Regions from separate parts of the Homo sapiens genome. Here region 2 is linked to region 1. A link is an interaction called in ENCODE POLR2A ChIA-PET data of the cell type or tissue named here. Cell type or tissue: PC-9. All regions are shown on one strand. Each heading gives the region's core, and the rest is flanking DNA. Links, peaks and the distances in the headings are about the cores only.

Region 1 (8,331 bases), core at 43-8,042:
CATGGTGTAATCATAAAAGCAAACTTTAAAAAAGTATTTCCATAACACTGAGGAGGGTGAGGAGCGTTCTGGACCGAGGAGGTGGAATATGCTGTTGGTGGGGTCACAGAGGACAAGTTAGCAAGCGTGGCAGAATGCCGGTCTGGAGGCTGCAGGAAAGGGCAAAAGGGCTTCATCAAGTTGGTGAAGAATAACTGTGTCCGAGACTGACTCCAGCCCACAGTGTCTGACACAGTGGGGCAGGGACTGAACACTTGGTAAGTATTTCACTTTGACTTTTAAATGGAAAATAAATTATATTTCCTGAGTAATTCCAACCATAACAATCAAAATTTTAAGAGACAATAATGCAAAATTGTATTTTTTAAATTAAAACAATGACTCACTTGTTGTGTAATGAGATTTAATTTTGTTGATGCTGGCAAAAATCTCCCTACTAAAGCAGTCATTGGTTTAGGGACATCTGTAAGGAAGATAATTAAAAATTAATTGTAGCATCTATCGTTCCTCTTCCACTTACACGTGGATGAAAGTACAAAAGTCTGTTATGGACATGTCCTGTGCAAAGTTATTTCAACTTATCTTGATGCTAGTTACGCATTTTATTCTCTAAAACCTTTCAAGTCAGTATTTTACTTAATATACTCATTTTTCTTTTCTTTTTTGGGGAGATGGTCATAAAGCTACTTGATCTGAGCTTCCAGGGTTGCTCTACTAGGCTAAAACAATGTTGTTAGTGCTCTGGTTCCCAAATTGTGTGCCAAGGTGCCCTGCATAGCCACAGCAAACTCACTAGGAAAAAAAATGTTTGAGATAGGGTCTCGCTATGTTGCGAGGCTGGCTTCAAACTCCCGGGCTCAAGCAATCCTCCTGCCTCAGCCTCCTAAGTAGCTGAGCCTATAGGCATACCCAGCTTCGCTGGATATTTTATGTTTTCTTTTTTTTTTTTCTTTTTGCTTTTTTGAGATAGGATCTTGCTCTGTTGCCCAGGCTGGAGTGCAGTGGCACTACCACGGTTCACTGCAGCCTTGACCCCCCTAGGCTCAAGTGATCCTCCTGCCTCACCCTCCCACGTAGCTGAGACTACAGGCCTGTGCCACCATGCCTGGCTAATGTTTTCATTTTTTGTAGAGACAGGATCTTGCCACATTGACCAGACTGGTCTTCAACTACTGGGCTCGAGCAATCCTCCGGCCTGGCCTCACAAAGTGCTGAGATTACAGGCGTGAGCCAGCACTCCAGGCTGGTATTTTATGATTTTAAAGAAAGCCCAGGGACATCTATTGGATACCACAGGAACTACTTTTTTTTTTTTTTTTTTTTTTGAGACAGGGTCTCACTTTGTCACCCAGGCTAGAGTGCAGTAGTGCGATGTTGGCTCACTGCAGCCTCAGCCTCAACCTTCTGGCCTCAAGCAATTCTCTCACCTCAGCCCCCCAGTCAACTGGGACAACAGGTGCACACCACCAAGCCCAGCTCATTTTTTTTTGTATTTCTTGTAGAGACAGGGTTTCGCCATGGTACCCAGGCTGGTCTTGAACTCCTGAGCTCAAGTGATTCACCTGCCTCAGCCTCCCAAAGTGCTAGGATTATAGGCGTGAGCCACGGCAGCCAGCACTACTTTCGATTTATGTGTATTTTTTTTTCAAGTGGTTACTAAGTTGTTTGGATATAAATACTTACTAAGCTATTTAGACTAAACTACTTAGTACTGGAACTGATAGGTACTTATTTGGTCTACAAGTGCCATGAAAAACATTCTTGAGACACTAAGGGTGTGTAAGCCTCTGTGCTCATGAGTTCAAGTAGAAGCACCTGAACACTTTTTCTCCTCCAGGCCTAGGCATCCTTTGAGTGAGGAATCTCAGACGCAGGCAGCAGGATGCACGTACTTTATTGTGATGTTTAATATGTGCACAGTGTAACAAAGGAGATGCAGGTGGGGGGAGTATGATTATATGATAAGGAACTTGAACTGGAAAACACTATATAAACTCTCTCCTCCTGCAGACCTTAAGGCACTAGGATTTTGTCATGTGCCAGGAGGAAGGGGAGCAGGAAAGACCTTCTCCCTGCCTGTAGAGATCAGAGATGCAGCATGAACCTATAGGAGATGAGGCCAAAGCTCCAACCTCAGCTTCTTCACTGTGAAAAGAGTCAATGTCTTGAGGATATTTATTCTGTCCCTGGACAGGGAGACAATCAGGATGCAATGGGGAGACAGGGAGTCACGCTTTGTCTTTTTGCCCTGGACTTCAAAGGCCAGTGAAACTACATCTGGATTTGCTATTAGTTTCAAGTTATAGGCAAGGTCAGTGAATCACCTGACAGTGAATATTCTCTCGTTAACTCAAGATCTAGGGTAATGTGATTACGTGCAGTCCCCATAGAGAGGCCTAATTTTCAAGAATTAGCATCTCACTTTTGTTAAACACAATCCTAAAATACGTCATTTACTCTTTCTCTAATCATGCATAAGGAATTTCAGAACAATCAAGTACTTACAGGTCATTTCTTATTATTGTGCCAGGTTAAAAAAGTTTCTTAGTCAGGTAAGAATGAATTTCTTAGAATGAATGTCAGACAAATCCTTTGTTATTTCAGAACTCATGGTGATTAAAGCAGAATGATAGTTCTCATTGATTACACTGAAATGTTTACATTAAAATGTAGGTGTTTACACCACACCTGAAGTCAACCCATCAGGTCAGTCTGGGAAAGGCTGATATTTCAATCTAGGCACATCGAGGCACCTATTTGTGGAATTCCTACCAATGCAGTGTCGGTCTGAGTCATCACCTGTTAGGATCACAAAGCTCTCAGCAGCTAGGTGACATGAGGGACAGCTATCCAAGAATTTGAGACAGTCAGTACAGGGTACAAAAATTAGTCTATAGATATACATTTTTATATTCTTAGCTTACTAATATGGACTACGAGGTTTGCCAAATTTCCTATTTAATATCCTGGTTGCCATTTCACTTTATATACAAAGCCAAACATATTCATTTACCAACTTACATATATGACATAGTTTTTTTTATTAATTAACTTTGTACCTGACTGTAGATAATTATTTTGATCTTGATACTGAGGAACCAAATGGAGTGCTTTTAGTTCTCTTGTTCTAGAATTGTCTATACATAGCATTTGTGTGCCCCCTTTCAATTGGCATATCACCTAAAATGAAAAAGAACAATCAGGTTTCATTTTTGAAACATAATTCCAGTAATAATGAACCTAAATAAACTTAAATCTGAGAAAATAGCTTTAATCCAGAAGTTACATTTTAATGGAAGATAGAAAACTATAGATCTGTTTTCGATTTCTTACTCTACACTAACATGCTCTTTGGAGACACCAAAGGGCAAAAAAAAAAAAAAAAAAAAGAAAAACCCAGAAATGTTTCCTGAGATGCGTCCAGTGTGTGAACAGAAAAAAGTTCCTGTGCCTGGCTTTCTCCACAGGTGTCTGATTTAGTTGGGGATCAGGTAGCCATGCCCCAGAGCTTCCTTTGTCCTGTCCTCACTCCACCATTGACATGAGCAGAAGAGGGTGCTGCTCCGCTAAGCCCCAGCCCATTCAGCCCCAGTGGGCACTGAGGCCCTGGCGGCATGTCCCTGAGTCCCTGGGCACGCACTTAAAATCCTCTCTAATTTTACTCCAACTGTCCTTTCCTGCCACACACATGTCATTATTTAACACATGGGGTTTTAAAAACACATCTATTTTATTTCCTACAAGTACAGCTTAGAAAGGTTAGTCCAAGAACTATAAAGTTCTAAGAAGCCACACTGATCTGCTTGGGCCTGAGCAGCACTGTCAGACCCCCCTTGGATACTGACCATAAATAAATGGTCGCAAGCCGGGTGGGTCTGCCAGTCCATCCCATCAGTCAAGCAAAAGCACTGAGGGAACTGTGTGCCCAGCCCTGCTTCAGGCTGTGGCATGTGGGGATAGAAAGGCGAGAGATGCTGTGGCTTCTGCCTGGACACAGCTTCCAATTCTGCTGGCAGAACCACAACTACACAGAGCAGCTGTGCTTTATACACTTAAGTTGCTTATAATCTAGATAAGAGAACCCAAAGAACCATAAAGGACCAATGTTATCAAAGTAATACACATTGGACCTACTATGGTCATTGGATCAATATTCCACATCATCCTGACATCTGATGAGAGGCCAGCATTCATGTTCAATTGGAGTTGTATTTGTATTTGGAGGATAAAGTTATAGCTACACACACACACACACACACACACAGGAAAGGCTCAGAGTGAACTCTGCAGACCTGCCTCTACTGCACACTCCTGGGCCCTATCCACATGGGAGCCTTGGCTCTGCCCTCTGGGGAAATGTGCTAACATCACTCTGCAGTCTTGGGGAGTCGGAGAGTTCTCATCCTGCTGACCTGCTTTTAGGGTCCTAGAAAAACTGCTATCAGAACCCACAGCCCCAAATAGAACCACCGATGGAGAGGCTAATGTTAGTGTACACCACAGCTAAACCAAACTCATGACAGGCTCATTTTCAAGTATTTGCTTGTTAACGTCTATGCCTTACAGCAAGGGCCTCATTTCTAGGAATAAAGAATTGCTGGGGGAAAGGCAATGATCGGTTCTTGGACTCTGGGTGCTTTGCTAAGGGAATGCTGTGGGCGACACTCTCCCCATTCCTAGTCCTTGCCACGTGAGATCTGGAGTCCCAGATGCACCACTTAATTATGAAGACCAATGTAGATGATGTAACATCTCTGTTTCTTACCCATAAAGTGGGGATAAAAAGAATGCCTATCCTACAGAGTTGTTAGGAGGATTAAATAAAGGTGCAAAAATATGACATAAACCACAGCTGTGACTGATTACGTACCCTATACAAGCGTTACCTGTTATCATGAGAGATTGGGACACGAAGGAAGCAGGCTCTGCCCTGAAGCCACAGGACCGTGCCCCACACCAATATGCCAAACCATGAGGCTCAGCTGCAGTCCCTGACCCCAGCACTGCACTAACTGATGTGATTTGTGCTTGCTCTCCTTAATGAATACAGCAATGTCCTCATCTTTGTTCAATTTGCTAAGATGGAGTAGAAATGAGAATCTTAGAGGTGAGATGTGAAAGGCTCATGTCCCTGTTTTGCTAATGAGACAACCAAAAATCCTGATACAATACATACGTGAAATGAAAAACGAGTGAAATGATCAGTCGACTTAGTAATGATGGGGTCCAGCATTTAGTATAATGTTAGTCCTACACATCTTCTTTAGCATAATTACCATTGGGTTGGAATCTTTCTTAAGAGAACAGCAGGAGGCATCCTCTAGTTCCTGGGACGATGGGAACTTGCAACAGGATTCCTGAGCAAGAAGATTCTGCAAAGTTGCTTCTTCCGGATTATTACTTGTAGTAGTACCACCTGCTTCCTTGATTTCAACCTAGAAAAAAGCAATAATTATTTTAGAGAACACATGGTGGACACTGGCTCTTGCAGTTGCATAATTTAGAAAATTGAAATCTCAGTGATAAGTAGAAGTTATGGTGAAACCCTGTCTCTACTAGGCATGGTGGCACACTCCCAGCTACCGGAGAGGTTGAGGCAGGAGAACTGCTTGAACCTGGGAGGCGGAGGTTGCTGTGAGCTGAGACAGTGCCATTGCATTCCAGCCCAGCCCCATCACACATTCTTCCAGCATGCTCAGTAGTTTGAATTAGATGTTCTAGTCAATTGTTTTTTCCTCAAAAAGCCCCAAATCCTTGGTAACGTTTTAATATTATTTATGATGTGTTTATAGGAAGATTTGTAATTAGGTAGTAGCCCTTTCCTGCCTTAATAGTAGGACAACAAACATGAAATGGTGGAGAGTAGGGAGTGGCTGCCAGCTTTGTGTTCAAGCTGTCTTCTGTAACAACTGTCAACCCGATGACAAAATTACCAAAGATATGGAGAAATACAGGGATAATACTGAAAATCAATAGAATTTTTAAAAGTAAGAATCCTCGTGGTTAAAAAAAAATTACAATCAGGATTGTTTCAACATTGGGATGCTGCTTTTTACAATCTGTAGGAATGTGAGGAGGACTGGGAAACCCACGCTTTGCATCCTCCCCTCCCCTCCTCCTCCACCTACACTTGCCCGAGCTGCCTGGACCAGAGGACAGTGGGGCTCCCCAAAGGCCAGGAGGCAGGCCACAGAGCCCTTCCAAAAAGATGGTGGCTCTAAGGTAACATACTGAAGACCTCAAATAAAAATCACAGAGCAGGTATCTTTCAAAATGCAGATAGTGACTCAAATTGGAGCTTGTCCAGCCCAATAAAATCAGAGGCCCAAACAAATCATATTTCCCATGTATGGGCAAATCACTCAGCACAGCAGACTAGCATCTAGGTATAAATCTTAAAAGAGATAAAGTTTAGCTATATTTTAAGTAGCTTTATTTAGAAATTTTAAATTTCATATAAATACACATAAAATTTTCTTCTACTTGCTGCTTTGGGGGATGTGCTATGCACGTCATCCCAGTTTAGATTTAACTTATCTCCCTGTAATCAACAAATACTACTATAATAAATATATCATTTCCTCAGACCTATGCAACTAATATCTGAACTACTTATACTAAAATTCCATTTCTGACCTTTCAAAACAAAGGTCAACATGTGGGAATGAATTTCTAGAAGAAGGAAATTAGCAACTGATCCTGAATATTTACTGAAAATAATTCCATTCTGTTTAAACGATAAACATGTCTGTGCTGTATCTGGTCCATTTTATTAATGAATCAGAAAGCAGTCAATAAAAATTTAAAAAGCAAAGTCTCTCCTTTAGTTTGTCAGACCAGCAATCTCTTAAAATTGGATTAAAGAGAATTTTACTATCTTTAACATCAGAGAATTCTCTTGTGTGTGTTTTGTTTGTTTTTTAAGACAGGGTCTCACTCTGTCGCTCAGGCTGGAGTGCAGTGGTGCAATCTCGGCTCACTGCAGCCTTCGCCTCCCAGGTTCAAGCAATTCTCCTGCCTCAGCCTCCCGAGTAGCTGGGATTACAGGTGTGCGCCACCACACCCGGTTAATTTTTGTATTATCTTCCCTGTTCTGATTAATGCTTTCTGACTCCACTCTGTGAGGAAATGAGCCGAGCTAGGACCTACGGGCAGGAGGCGCTGGACACCAATCCGGCTGGGCAGCAAAATGCAGTTCTTAACATTTCAAGCCCTCTGAGAAAGGCTGTGAGAAAGACCTCTGTCCTGGGAAACGGCTGGGGGAACTGGTGAGCTCTATGGCTCCTCTGAGGACAAACAGAGGTCAGTGGAGGCCCCAGCCTCTGCCCATCCTTTTCCTGTACACTAAGGACTGGCAATTACCATAACAGAAAACCGGAAGAGCAGAAATCCAAGCTCCTGCTGCTCTGGCTTATGATACAGGGTCAGGCTCCAGCCATCTCAATACTGACTCAAGCATTGTGTCCCACAAACGCTTCATCTACAACTTACTAAAATGACCTCATGGATGAGTGGTCTCGTTTTCTGAGCTGGGTCCTTTTTGAGGGGTCGAGAACACATTTTCCTGGGACCCTTTGTTTCCTTTGAAAACTCATTAGTTTTGGCAAGAACAAAGCGGAAAATTATCAGCGGTCATCTACAGCTAGAGAGGGCAGTCGGCTGAGAGCTGGCAAGCATTTCTTTAGGCTCTGATTTACATTGCATATGCTTGAAGAGCTATTACTCATTAGCAAAGGGAAGATCTCACATCTTGACTTCAAGGCCCGGAAAATCCAAGTATTAACTCTGAGTCCTTGCTGTGGATTCCAAGCCTGGTAAAGTTAAAGGAAAAAAAAAATGCAAGATGCAAACACGCCAACCCTCCACCACATTGCGTTTGTTTTCACAGACAATAGTTACCAGCAGACAGCGGGCCTCTCTCCTTAAGCCAAGGATAGCAACAGGGCCCAAGGGAACCTACGTCCTAGCTTTCCCCCTTTTTTTGTTGTCCGCCGTCTGCATGGTTAGGTCAGCTTTGGACGACTGGTGCAGGGCAGAATTCCCTCCAGGGGAAAGGGCTTGGCTGGGCCGATGCATGTTGGATTAGGAAGACGACAAAGAGTATACGCTCTACCGAGAATCAGTGACTCCGGTGGGCTGTGTGTGGTGTCACCAGGGAAAATGCTTGTAGAGGGAAATCCTGGGGTACACTAGCAGCCTCAGATGGGTTGGGGAAGGGATGGAGGGGGAGCTGTGCCCATTCCCCAGGCGGTTCTTACTGGGATCATGCGGACGCCCGGGTGGGAGGCTCCTTCCAGGACCCAGGCGCCCAGGGGCAACACCGCCGGGCTG
Region 2 (8,331 bases), core at 5-8,004, 68 kb before region 1:
GAAGAAAGCTCTTACCACTAAGGATCTGTCAACTTGATTTTCTCTTAATCAGCGCTTATGTCCATCTTTCTGCCAGATCTATGTCTTCTTTGACAAAAACATGGAGCATAGCAGTTCTTTTCCTCAGAGCAGCGCTAGACCCCAAATACTTTTCGGTGGAAACGAGACAGCCCCATGGCCTGCGCTGCTGTAAGATATCTCATCCCTGCACCTCAGTGTCTCAGTCCTGGAGGATACGGGCTCCCCACCTTCCACGGACCCCGGCACTGCGGGTTGCACAAGAACCCAGGGCGTCGGATACATTTGGCATTTCAGACAAAACAAAGAATGTCTTAGTAGGATACATCCCAAATGTCGCACGGGACGTACTTACACTCAAAAATCAGTCACTGTCCGTCTGGTATTCACATTTAACTGCGTGTTCTGTGTTTTTATTTACCTAATTGCGCCTGAGTTACCTAGGGGGACATTTGGAATAAAGAAGGAGCCAACGACAAAAGCAGGAAGGGCTCAGGGAAAGCTGGGGTTCGGGTGGGCAGGAAGGGCCCAGGGGAGTACGACAGAAGGTCAAGGAGGACCCTGCAGGGAGGAGGGATTGGGCAGAGCCTGGGCAGCTCCACTAGATTTTCTTTTCTGTTTTTCTTTTTTTTTTTTTTGAGATGGAGTCTTGCTCTGTCGCCCAGGCTGGAGTGCAGTTGTGCGATCTCGGCTCACTTGCAAACTCCACCTCCCGGATTCAAGCAATTCTCCTGCCCCAGCCTCCCAAGTAGCTGGTACTACAGGCGCGTGCCACCATGCCTGGCTGATTTTTATATATTTTTTTAGTAGAGACCAGGTTTCGCCATGTTGGCCAGGCTGGTCTTGAACTCCTGACCTCAAGTGATCCGCCCACTTTGGCCTCCCAAAGTGCTGGGATTACAGGCGTGAGCCACCATGCCCCCCCACCAGACTCTCTTTTCTTTCCTTTTTTTTTTTTTTTTTTTCTGAGTCTTGCTCTGTTGCCCAGGCTGGAGTGCAATGGTAGGATCTCGGCTCACTGCAACCTCCACCTCCCAGGTTCAAGCAATTCTCCTGCCTTAGCTTCCCGAGTAGATGCGACTACAGGTGCCTGCCACCATGCCTGGCTAATTCTTTGTGTGTGTTTTGGTAGAGACGGGGTTTTGCCATGTTGGTCAGGCTGACCTCGAACTCCTGACCTCAGGTGATCTGCCTGCCTCGGCCTCCCAAAGTGCTGAGATTACAGGCATGAGCCACCGTGCCTGGCCACTAGATTTTCAAAGAAGGTGAGGGAGCAGCCAATAGATTTGAAGGGAATTAGTGACCCACTGTCCCGGTTTGCCTGGGGCTTTTTGGTTTTCACCTGGAAAATTCTGTGTCCCAGGAAACTTCTCAGGGATTTCCAGCCTAGGGAACTGGGATGGCTGATCACCCTAAATAGGAAGGATGTTCTAGATAGAGGAATGTTCTAGACAGAGGAAACAAAGTGCAGAATCACCCAGGTGTCTTTGCCTCCTAGAAACAGCTTGACTCTGTCCTCTCTTCCCTTGCAGAGGGGCATTGGGGAGTTGGGTTGGGTTGGGTGAGTGAGGCACTTGCCTTGGGTACAAAACGTGCAGGGTGCCAAAAAAACTCAGTGATCAGGATAAATAATATTTCAGTGCAATATTTGTAAGTCCAAATTAATGTGAAATATCCATAATGAACAAATTATCAAACATTTAAATAATGTTCCTTAAACATAGAACTACTGTATCACCCAGCAACTGACTTCCCAGGTATAGGAATTGAGAACAGATGTCCAAACAGATCCTTGAACACAAATGTTCATAGCAGCAGTCTTCATAAATGCCAAAGGGGGAAGCAACTCAAGTGTTGATGAGCTGATGCATAGATAAAAAGTGGTCGATCCAGCCAGGCGTGGTGGCTCCCAGCATTTTGGGAGGCTGAGGTGGGCAGATCACCAGAGGTCGGGAGTTCTAGACCAGCCTGACCAACATGGAGAAACCCCCACCTCTACTAAAAATACAAAATTAGCCTGGTGTAGTGGTGCATGCCTGTAATCCCAGCTACTCGGGAGGCTGAGGCAGAAGAATTGCTTGAACCTGGGAAGTGGAGGTTGCAGTGAGCCAGGATTGTGCCATTGCACTCCAGCCTGGGCAAGAAGAGTGAAACTTCGTCTCAAAAAAAAACACAAAAAACAAAAAACAAAAAGCAAAGTAGTCTATCCATATAACAGAATATAACTCAGCCATGAAAAGGAATGAAATATTCATGCTACAGTATGGGTGAACCTCAAAACATGCTGAGTGAAAGAAGCCAGACCCAAAAGGCCATAGATTTTATGATTGCATTTATACGAAATGTCCAGAACAGGCAAATAGAACAGATTTCCCCTGACAGCCCTCAGAAGCAAACCACTCTGCCGACACCTTGATCTTGGACTTCCAGCCTCCAGAACTGTGAGATGATGCATTTCTGTTGGTCAAGCTGCCTGGTGTGTGGTACTCTGCTATGGCAGCCCAAGCCGATGACAACAGTCTCGCTCGTCAGACTGGTGAAAATGTTAAACGTTTGCTAGCATCCAGCTGGGGATTTGGGGAAAGAGGCACTTAGATTCTAAGAGGCTGTAAACGGGTGCAGTATTTCCAGAAGGTAAATACTCATCACTTTTTAGTCCTCTAAAGTATTTTGGGGCCAGACGCAGTGGCTTATGCCTATAATCCCAGCACTTTGGGAGGCTGAGGTGGGTGGATCACCTGAGGTCAGGAGTTCAAGACCTGTCTCTACTAAAAACGCAAAAATTAGCTGGGTGTGGTGGCGGGTGCCTGTAATCCCAGTGACTCCGGAGGCTGAGGCAGGAGAATTGCTTGAGCCTGGGAGGCGGAGGTTGCAGTGAGTCGAGGTTGTGCCACTGCACTCCAGCCTGGGCAACAGAGCAAGACTCTGTCTCAAAAAAAAAAAAAAAAAAAAAAATATGTTGGGTCCCTGAGAAGCAGGTCAGAGCTTTTCCTGCACAGCTCAGGCCTCCAGGTGGAAGCACCCCTCTCTCTTCCCACTGCCCCTCCTTGTGGCCCCCCAGCTGCCTGTCCTCCTCCTGCACACCCACATCCTGGTAGCCAGACGGGTTCCCATATGGCCCTGGGTGCTGCTGATGGGCCTGACTCAGGGCCAGGAAACAGGGGCAGCTGTCCAGGGCCTGTCGCTGAGTCACCTACTTCCCGCCCCCACCCCTCCCAACTGCAGGCGTCAGCCTCTGGCAAGGCCATTAGCAGCCCCTCTTCCTCCAGGCTGAGCTACCCAGAAAACCCCCAGCTGGATGAGTCACCCAGGGCACAGGTGGATTCACGGACTCCCGGCTGTGACCCTGCCTCTGACCAGCAAGGAGGTCCCTGAGGAAGCTCATCTCCCATGGGATGAGTTCACCAAGGAGCAGGAGGGGAGGCTACATGGTGGGGGGCGGGGCTGGGGGCTGGGAAGGAGAGGCTTCCCTGGCACAGAGCCCAGGGCAGTGAAGGAGCGGGCCGGGGGTGGTCTGTTGGAGAAAGAAGATGCAGGTGGTGGGTTTAGGGAGGAGAGAGTGCCACACTGCAGACAAGGATGGCTCCAGCTAAAGAGCCCAGGACTTGTGAGCTGAGCAAAGCAAGACATCAAAAGCGACATCCCCCCTCCACTCACCCTGGAATTGGAGGGGAGAGTTGAGCTTGCGTGGAACTGCGTCTGGGGTGGGAGGTTGCAGGGGCTTCCTGAGAAGCCACCGTGGCTCCCAAGACGCTGGTAGAATGTGTCCACTAATAAAAAGCTGACTAAACACTTTTCAAAGATGCAGCTCTCCAAATTATCCTAGTGACCCCAGGCTTGTCTCAAGCCCATCTCCCTGGGAGACGACAGCTTTCCACGAGGGCTGTGCCACCAACGCTGCAGCATGCGTGCCAGCCACACAGCTCGTGTTCCAGTGCTAGGGGAGCGGGTGCTTGGGCAGCGGGGCACTCCTAGAACTATTCCCACAGCAGACGGCGAGCGGCAACTCAGCCATCCTATGCAAGTGAGATCAATACATCCTATATATATATAGGTGGCTATAAATACACCCACCATGATCCAGAACTAAATGCATCCCCAATCTAACTTCCCCTTAAAGAGCCTAGAAGTGCCTGTGGCCTTTCCAGCACCACATTGTCTGAGGGGAAACTGAGGAAGTGATGTGTCGAGAGACAGGTCTTAACTGGCTGTGATTATGGCTTGCTTTCACATTTCACAAAAAATTTACAACTACGAAAACACATGGACTTAGGGCCCTGCCTGTGGCAGAGCCTGTACTGGCCCACACCAACATTCCATGTCCCCCTCCTCCTTCAGCTCCAGAACTCAAGTGAGCTCAACATCATCCATAATAAAAGACCCTGTTTCCAACCTGTTTCCAAGCCTCTGTTGTGGCCGGGCATGACTCTGGCCAGCAAGATGCATGCAGAAAGAATCTTCCAGAAGGCTGCTTTAAAGATGGCATTCTGTTACCCAATGTCCTCAAACCTCCAAAACTTGCTCTTCCTCCTCTTCTCCCTTCTCAGCTTGCACTCGAAACTCCAATTTCTACTACCTTAACCCCTTAGTAAAAGCACCCAATTGTTTCTGTGAATGAAACAACCCTGTATAATGAACCCATTTAACAAGGTTCTGTCGAATAATCGAATACATATATTAAAAACTCATTCATAGAATGGTATAATTCTATCCATTGATACAACTTTCACCTTAGCCAGATCCTTTGCCAGCTACTCATTTTTTTAGGGGAGCGACTCTAGGGTCTTTTTTCATGACTGCTGTGTTACTGGAGTGGGGCTGGGTGGCGTGGAAATCAGGGAATGGGGGAATCAAGGACACAGACATTTGCAGGGTCAAAGAAATGCCAATTTTAGGTCATCGAGCCATTTCCTCATTTCTTGAGTAGTAACGAGATGGTCGTGGGACTGATAGGTGGTATCGTTCGTCACGTTATCGTCCAAACCTCTCCCTCTGATGAGCCCGTCTTGCAGACATGAGCTTCTCAGCAGCGGTGGAGGTGGTGTACCCTCTCACGTGTTTTTATTCATTCATTCATTCATTCATCAAACATTTGTTGACCACTGTGAAACTGATTGGAACAATTCCTACCGCACGTGATGGAAAACCTCTATGGGCCATTGGCTTAAATAAGAGAGATGCTTCTTCTCCTCTGTTGTGAAACAAGCCTGGAAGTGTGCAGCCCAGGGACCAGGCTCAGGGTCACTGGGACCCAGGCTCCCTCGGCCTTGATGTGTCACCTGAAGCCATCACCTCATGGTCCAAATTCGTTGCCCACCTCCAGCCTTCACGTCCACACTCCAGGCAGCAGGAAGAAGGAATGGAAAAGGACCAAAAAGGGGGCGTACCCATGTAACCCCCTCCACCTGGAGTGTGCTGGACCTCATTCTGTACCCAGTCAGTCCTGCTCACCTGTCAGGTTCAGCTCCCCTAATCCATGCATCTCCTTCCCACGACAATGGGGTGGTTATTTGTACAATAACCATTTGTTGCATACAGTTGGCCCTCCATGTCCACAGTGGGTTGGTTCCAGGAAACCCCTGGCCACGCAAATACCGAAATCCGTGGATGCTCAAGTCCCTTATATAAAATGGCATAGTATTTGCATATAACCTACGCACATCTTCCCATATGCTTTATTTTTAATTTAACTTTTTTATTTTTGAGATGAAGTCTCACTCTGTCACCCAGATGCTGGAGTGCAGTGGCGCCGTTTCGGCTCACTGCAACCTCTGCCTCCCGGGTTCAGTTGTACAAGTGATTCTCCTGCCTCAGCGTCCCGAGTAGCTGGGATTACAGATGTCCGCCACCACATCTGGCTGAGTTTTTGTATATGTAGTAGAGAGAGGGTTTTGGCATGTTGGCCAGGCTGGTCTCGAACTCCTGACCTCAAGTGATCTGCCCGCCTCGGCCTCCCAAAGTGTTGTGATTACAGGCATAAGCCACCGCGATGGCCCTCCCACATGCTTTAAATCATCTCTAGATTACTTATAATACTGAGTATAATGTAAATGCTACATGAATAGTTGTTATACCGTATTGTTTAGGAAATAATGACAAGGAAAAAAGTCTGTACGTATTCGTACAGAGAAACCCATCCTAGGCCTACCTACAAGGACCCAGTCCATAGTGGGTTGAACCCACAGCCAGGGAACTCACAGATACAGAGGGGCCAACTGTAATGGGTCTCCGTGAGGGTCTAACTCCGCAAGGGCAGGGACCCTGCTGCTGATTTCACCACTGCAGCTCCACTGCCAGGCAATGGACGGTTGAGCTCCCGTGCAGTGGGCATGGCCCAGGTGACCCTTGACCCTTGCTTGAGTTCTCAGCTTCAGGGTGGTTTTTCCTGGTGGTGGACAGCGCTTCTAAGGAAGATGGGCTGGCTCGAAGGCAGCGGGGGACATCAGGCTTTCTGCTTGATTTCGATTACTCTAATGGTGACCCACTTTGTCTGCTGCACACTGGGCTGTCTTCAAGATGACAGGTTGACAATGACTGCCATTGGGTCATTACTGAGCAAAGAGCCATTAGCACACTGGCTGTGGTTCCAGCACAGTCTGTGCCGGGAGGCAGGTGTCTGTCATCCCAGGTGTGCTGGCCTCATTTGTCTGAAGGAATCTGCCGACCTCAGGAAACCCCAGCACGCCTTCAGGCCACTGCCTTGCTTGTCTGTAGCCTTCCCATGGTCACCGCACTTCCGGGCCAGGGTCCCAGCCAGGGTTTATACCGAGACCCACTCACCCAGACTAAGCGGGAAGCAAGACGGTGGGTGTCATCCCACGTGGAAAAAGAACTTAGGGACCTGGAGGAATCAGGCATGGGCATGTTTATTTTGAATACATGTGTCTAATTATTCAATGGAGCTTTCTTAAATGAATTCAAAATACATGTGAAGATTTGTTTCCAGTTGCTTAATGTCTTTTTAATAAGGAGGCTCTGACCAGATAACCTACCCTGAAATTTCTTTTTCGTTTGTTTTTTGTTTTTTGTTTTTCGAGACGGAGTCTCGCTCTGTCACCCAGGCTGGAGTGCAGTGGCACGATCTAGGCTCACTGCAAGCTCCGCCTCCTGGGTTCACGCCATTCTCCTGCCTCAGCCTCCCAAATAGCTGGGACCACAGGCGCCTGCCACCACTCCCGGCTAATTTTTTGTATTTTTGGTAGAGACGGGGTTTCACCATGTTAGCCAGGATGGTCTCGATCTCCTGACCTTGTGATCCACCCGCCTTGGCCTCCCAAAGTGCTGGGATTACAGGCATGAGCCACCGCACCCGGCCTGAAATTTATTTTTCTTTTTTTCCTTTCTCTTTCCTCACTTTCCTTCCTTCTCTTTTCTTCTTCTCCTTCTCCTCCTCGTCCTCCTCCTTCTTCTTCTTCTTTCTTCTTCTTCCCTTCTCTCTCTCTCTCTCTCTCTCTCCCTCCCTCCCTCCTTCTTTCTTTCTTGACAGAGACTTGCTCTGTTGCCTATGCTGGAGTGCAGGCTTGATCGTGGCTCACTGTAGCCTCAACCTCCTGGGCTCAGGTGATCCTCCCACCTCAGCCTCCTGAGCTGAGTAGCTGGGACTACAGGCACGTGCCATCATGCTTGGCTGATTTTTAAAAAATATTTATTTATTTATTTTTAGTAGAGATGAGGCCTTGCTATGTTGCCCCAGCTGGTCTTGGACTCCAGGGCTCAAGTGATCTATCTACTCACCTCAGCCTCCCAAAATGCTGGGATTACAAGCGTGAGCCACTGCGCCCAGTCTGAAGTTTCTTTGAAAGCAAAAAAGGAAACAAAAAGAGTACATAGGCCCAAATGAAGACAGCTGAAAGTTTAATGTACCTCAAATTCCAGCCCATGACTAAGGGATGGACTTTGAGTCTCTTTTCGAATCCATCTCAAGGATTTAGGTTTAGAGTTTGTGCTCCTTTAAACAGACTAAGAGCCTCTGTGACAAAGTAAATAGAGAAAATAAGTGTAGTCAAGCTCTGGCAGGATTTGGAAGGGGGCCTAACGTGGAAGAAAGGAGAAGGCTGGAATTGACTAAGATGTGCTATGCACTGGGCTGGATTTGTTCTCAGCAGAAAGCAAGAAAGAGCTCTGGGATGGTAGCAGGGCTCCCACTACCACCGGGGGCCAAAGGTTGCAGTATTTCTCAGGTAGCCAAGAGGCACCCATGAGCCCAGCCCCTGCCCACTCCCTGATGTCATCTAGACACAAGGACATGGGGCATGAGAGGACATCATTGTCACTTCTCTGCAGAGTCACAGGAACGTGCCCTCTGCTCCTCCG

What was found. Peaks named below come from ENCODE experiments on the same cell type or tissue, not always from the same donor. Only the 100,000 strongest peaks of a DNase experiment are listed, where the experiment ranks them.
Region 2: POLR2A ChIA-PET joins it to region 1 with 13 read pairs; 9 of 35 experiments call an interaction of 5 or more read pairs at or near these places.

The regions. Positions count from the first base shown.
Region 1 is chr11:68,741,932-68,750,262 of GRCh38, forward strand. It overlaps TESMIN (testis expressed metallothionein like protein), which reads right to left. Exons shown (of 10, transcript NM_004923.3): 2 at 8,259-8,331; 3 at 5,277-5,435; 4 at 3,060-3,180; 5 at 387-463. Among named protein-coding and RNA genes, the nearest start is that of TESMIN, 5.4 kb to the right of the region's middle. In PC-9, for the core only: no CTCF peak of the experiment used is centred there; no DNase peak of the experiment used is centred there.
Region 2 is chr11:68,674,406-68,682,736 of GRCh38, forward strand. LOC107984343 (a long non-coding RNA gene) reads right to left here. Exons shown (of 3, transcript XR_001748281.1): 3 at 2,502-2,585. Among named protein-coding and RNA genes, the nearest start is that of GAL, 6.0 kb to the right of the region's middle. In PC-9, for the core only: no CTCF peak of the experiment used is centred there; a DNase peak (open chromatin) is centred at 3,266.